2 separate regions of the Homo sapiens genome follow, and region 2 is linked to region 1. A link is an interaction called in ENCODE POLR2A ChIA-PET data of the cell type or tissue named here. Cell type or tissue: MCF 10A. All regions are shown on one strand. Links, peaks and the distances in the headings refer to the core of each region. The heading gives the core; the rest is flanking DNA. Region 1 has its middle 27 kb from the start of LNCAROD. Region 2 overlaps LOC124902426 (a long non-coding RNA gene).

Evidence for each region. ChIA-PET counts read pairs that join two places held together with the same protein. Peaks named below come from ENCODE experiments on the same cell type or tissue, not always from the same donor. Only the 100,000 strongest peaks of a DNase experiment are listed, where the experiment ranks them.
Region 2: POLR2A ChIA-PET joins it to region 1 with 6 read pairs; 2 of 35 experiments call an interaction of 5 or more read pairs at or near these places.

What each region holds. Positions count from the first base shown.
Region 1 is chr10:52,441,972-52,444,796 of GRCh38, forward strand. No RefSeq gene overlaps it. Among named protein-coding and RNA genes, the nearest start is that of LNCAROD, 27 kb to the right of the region's middle. In MCF 10A, for the core only: no CTCF peak of the experiment used is centred there; a DNase peak (open chromatin) is centred at 1,640.
Region 2 is chr10:52,539,758-52,542,582 of GRCh38, forward strand. The region is part of intron 1 of LOC124902426 (a long non-coding RNA gene); the gene reads left to right. Among named protein-coding and RNA genes, the nearest start is that of LNCAROD, 71 kb to the left of the region's middle. In MCF 10A, for the core only: no CTCF peak of the experiment used is centred there; no DNase peak of the experiment used is centred there.

The sequences.
Region 1 (2,825 bases), core at 172-2,671:
AAGGTGGGAATTACAGCACTCACCTCCATGGAACAGCAGGTGGATGTCTCCAAAAGCACAGGAATAGTGAGCTCTGGATGATCCTGCAGATGTCCATGGCCCTCGTTTTTTTTTTATTTCTGTTAATTTTTTCATAAGAATGATTTGGTATCTGTATACAAATCCAGAGGAAACATGCTGCTAGAACAATAAACTATTTTCAGAGTCAGTTTGATCAATATTGGGCTGGAGTTGGCATGCTCTCATGTCATCTCAGAAGTGGTACAATTATTGGTTCGAGCCGAACAATAAAAGCCTCACATAGTAAAAGTAGGTGATTTCTTATGTAGTGGACACATGTGTGGCGGGGGGCACACAGTGCAAGTAGCTACTTCATACATAGGCATAGGTTGCCTCTGGGTAAAAGAGAAGAACAATAGTTAACTAAGGCAGCCATAGCTGGTGCTATGTGGAGGTAAAGTATTTCTCTTATAAAGGGAAAAACCCTAATCACAGCCAGTCCGTGGCTGATGTGGCTGCACTGGAGCTCATATGTTGCTGTTTTGTGAAGACTGTGCTAAAGTATCTCAGCGCATAATAACTCAAACTCCTTTTGCTCACAGAGCATCTGGGGCTTCCTTATTTTTTTTTATTATGACCATTATTTAATATTTATTTAACACCTTCAAACTGATAGGTTCAATTCCCAATATAAAAAGCCACAAAATTTGTTCTGAAGAGTGGATCTAATTTACAAAGAAAATCTTAAAATAGATTACAGTCATGGTCATGGGGCCATTGGTGATGCCTCTGATGATGTCATGGATGTAGTATTGTAGTGGAAAGTTCTACCCTCAAACTGCTTGGCTGTGAGGTTGGCTGCATCACTGAGTAGCTCTGTCACCTTGGGCAAGTTACTTTTTTAATATCTCAATTTCCTCATCTGAAAAATGGGATTAAAAATAGCACCTCTTTCATATCTCAGAGCAGATTAAGAGATCTGATTATGGCATATTTAGTACAGTACTTTACTGTCATGTAGCGAGCACATAGAACATGTTAGCTATTATTATGAAGACTTTATGTTCAGCACATAGAATTTGTAAAACTACAGAAATAAGAGAAGAATAAATTGGTGCTTATTTTTATGGAGAGAAAGCCCTTCACAAACAAATTGGACTACATACTTCATCTATCAATCAGCTGACCTAACACTCCTCTGGTTCCTCCCAAAACAAAAATCAACAAACACATATAATTAAATTTTGAACTGGTAGGTTGGTTCGTAAGTTTCTACCTTGAAATGACAATAGAATTTGCTGAGATGCCTGCATCCCCACTTCAGCTCTTTAAAGATGCAACTACAGTAGAATCTCCTGTGTGATATTACATCGCCTAGTGTATCTTTTAGGGGGCTGTTTTATTTTCTCCTAACTTTTCTCTCTCTGTTGCTTTCCATGTAAACTAGTGCAACTTCTTTTTAATTAAAAAACATCCGAGGTCAGTTAGGAATGTCCTTGTGACTCCTTTGTGTATTATAAAATAGACCCTCTGGGGAAATGAATCATGCTATTATCTGGTTAGCTGGCTCATGCTAGCGAAAATACAATAAAAATACCCTTTCAAATAGTCTTCCACACCCTTCTTGTTCTTTTCCCCATCTAGTCTCCACATTGCTGACAGAACATGTAGTCACTTGTTCAGTATCAGCCTTTTGTATCAGCATAAAAGCTCCAGGAGGACAGGGACTATGTCTTTTTCTTCCACACTTTATCCTCAGGAAACAGTGTGGTGCCTGATTCATAGCACTATACTCATTAAACATTCAGTAAATGAATAAATGAATATCCAACTGTTAGCTGGAAAAATAAAACATGTTGGATGCCAACATCAGTTGACTTGGAAGTAGTGGGCCAACTATTGGCTAAAGAACCACGCAAGCATTACTCCCTGAAGAATTTATTTGTGAACCTTAGTGGAATGTTTACTGGTCTACCAGGAGATAAGAGAGAACAAGCATAAAAAGTGAGTCATTAAAGTTAGGAATTTTAATAGCAATTTGCTATTTAAATGTGTGTTGACTGATGACTTAAAATAGATGAATCATATTTTTGAGGATCAATTACATTTCATTTTTATTAGAATTTGCACAGAACCAGAACTGGAATGGACTACAAACACACACATTTCTCTCTTCAGATATTCCATCAAAAGAATGGTTCATGTAAATGAAAGTGAACCAGTTGTGTTAACCCAACTTAGTAATAGCCTTACATTGCCCTTTGTTCATGTAGTAATGGAAATTGTTTTTTTCTCATTATATGTGTAATACATATCCAATGATTATGAAATATCAACAAATACAAATATTCCCCTTCCAAAAAGGAAAGAAATATCTTGTTTAATTTTACCCTGAGATAACTTAGATTAATAATTGAAATTATATCATCCTACTCATATATGTATTTTTAGTAAGCGAATTATACCAAAATTCATGTTAATTTTTTAAATCTTCTATTCTAGGTATAATATCTACATTGAAATCAAACTATATAAAACATTAAGAAAATGAAAATTTCATGTAATCTTATGCCCTAGTGACATTCTACATAAAATTTGGTGCATAGACCTATGATGATATGTTTCCATTACTGGCTTACTAGGAGATAAGTAAAGAGAGAATTCACATACAAAGTGAGTCAATAAAGTTAGAAACTTTAATAGCAACTTGCTGTTTTAATTGTATTTTTGTCACCAGGGAATTAGAAATAATAATAATAACTTTAAAAAAATGTGGCTCTTCACTTCAGATAGATGGAGAAGCACTGGACTAGTGAGAATTTTAT
Region 2 (2,825 bases), core at 185-2,684, 98 kb after region 1:
AAGGCTGTTGGCATCTATGGTCTATGGCAGAGCCAGGCTTCAGGCGTGGACATCATTCTACATCTTTGACACCATAATTGGGTAGTAGAAACTCTCCATGCCCGTGCAGGACTCCGTCTGCCTGGACCCATTACACAAATGTTCTTTACTGTCACTGATGATTTGCTGCCTTCCCTAAGCCACACTCCGAGAATCCTGTTCTGGAATCACAGCACAGGGCCCCTCTCTCAAAGACCCTACAATTTCTCTTTTTCATTGCTTCCTTACTATCTCTTCTATTTTCCTTTCCACCCAGGGGGTTCTTTTTCTAGTCAGGATGGGAATGGGCATGAGACACCATTTTTTTTCTTTTTTTTTTTTCTACACATTTTATTCTAAATCCTTAAAATCTCTCCAAAGGAATTTAAGTTTTTTGGAGCATAAAAGGCAGAGACTTTTAGGCTGCTTCTGCTTTGTTTTCTGACATATCCTTTCACTGAAGTGATGAATACAGAGCCAAGTTTGTGCCTGCATGAGGCAAGAGATAGTGGGAAATTACTGGAACAAAAAATTTAAAAAGGAAAACAGCCAACTTCTTTAAAATATTATCCTGCCATGCTCACATGTTATAATTTTAATCTTCATAGCTTTGATTTCTGTACTTTTGAATTACTGTTATAATTTGGTATATTTATATTGCCTCTGATTATTCAATTTAGTAGGAGCAATACTAAAAGTTCTCGTTTCTTTTCAGTCAGTCTAAGGTCTTGCTGTCTGCTGGCTGCCAGACCTGTACCTATTAAAATTCACATTTATTAATGCTCATGGTCTGCTTTTAGCCATTCTAATCACACTGTCCTTCCTGTCTTAGTTTTCTTTTACATCAGACTTTAAAACATGTCTCCATTTCCTACCATCAATCATTAGTTAAGCCTTGACTTGTTAAAACTTCTGTCTAAAGCATTATGTTAGTAAAATGATTAGACTGCAGGTCCATGTCTCTTATCATTAGCCAGAGTTTTTGCATCTGATCCCCACAGTGATCCAAATGCAGAATTGTTTTCCATGAGCTGTCGTGGAGAAGGAGGTCATTATGACAAAAGACTTCTGCCTAATTTATATAGTGAGGCATGCTCACTAATTGTGGCGTCAGAGCTCTGACCAGTTACCAATTGATTTCTATCAGTGTTGTGGGAGATGATAAATTTTAATCAGAATTTTTTGGTCTCTATTAGTCTGGCTTTTTAAAAAAAATAATGGATTTCTCTCATTCATGCTTTCCCTAGTCTGCATTTTTATGACTGTGATGTGCTTTGATTTACTTCATTCAAAGTATGATGCTCTGGCTTCAATTACTCCATTTAACTTTAAATAGACATTGCTACAAGTCTTACTGATACAAAGAACATCTGGTGTCAATAAATTGCAGCAGGAGGTGCCATGTGGGAAGGAACCCAAGAACTAAACACATCTCTGGGCACATCCTTCAGGACCATGAGCACACATATTGTGGCATTCTGCCACTTATCTTCTTACATGTTATCAGAGTGGAGCTCAGGGAGTTTGGGTCAGCATGGCATCATGATTTTCATTGCAACAACGTTTGACTCACTGACTTAAGCTCCAGACACAAAACATTCTGTTCAGTTGATAACATCTTTGGGGACGACTTTTGCTAAACAGGAAAGGCACAGAGAGCAAGGGACACTTTTTTTTTTAATGTCATGCACAGGGTGTTTAATGAAAGAGATTGTAAAAAAGTCAGAGTAAAGAACTCTATTCCTCATGTCCCCTCCTTGCCAACATGCACCAAACCCAAAGTGCTGAAGTCTCTACAAGGAAATATATTTATTCCTTGCTATTTGTGGGTTGATTACAGCCACAAATTTTAACAACTACCTTAAACTACCAGATACAAATAGTAGACTGTACAATTATTTAAATCATGAGAAACTTTTGCCTGATTTGAAGCCTAGAAAAGTAAATTCTTCTTTAATTATAAAAGTACGGATAGCATAGGAATAATTTACCAAAGATGTAACTGATATTTAAGTTTTATTCTGTACACAAGGTTTCTGAATCAAAGTTGTGCACTGCTAATCTAATCCTGGTAAAGAAGGGTGCTCTTCATCATACGTTGTATTTAAATGACAATAAGTGCAATTATTTATGGATCACAGAGCTGGAAAACAGACTTCTGTTTCTCAAAGTATCAAAGTGTTTTGATCTCATTTATCTCAGGAATCAGAACCCGGAACCCAACGTGACCAGACTCTCCTTGTCTTCACTGCTTGTTTCTGCTGTGCTTCTTGGATGCTCTCCCTGTGCTAGGGAAGCAGCTGACCACAGAGATCACATCCTCCCAGTTTTAACCACTCCTGAAGAAAGACAGTCCCCTTCCCCAGGGTCCATATATTGATCTCACAGAAGGACCCTGATTGGCTTTGTTTTGTGCTGTTCTCACCCTTGAATCAATCACGCTGCCAGAAAGGAAGGGCTCGTGATGGGCCAAGAACTGTTTTTGTGGTGAGGAGAGCGGGTTCTGTTTCCAGGAGGAGGGAGATGAGAAAGCTTACTGGGCAAAAGAAACAAACAAAAAAACCCCAAACCAATTAAACAAATACAAGCAATAGGTACTACCATCTGTAAACCAATTCTGGATAAAGATTTGGGGAATGGGTCTGAGAAAGGCATACATTTCAGTCTGGGGACATTTTCTTTGTTCTGTCTACCCAGAGCTAAAACACCATCGTAAGACAGGCCGTCATGTCCCACCACAAGGAAAGAGGAAATAGACATCTCTTCTGCATTTTGGGGGAGAATGAAATAGCAGCAAGAGAGAATGA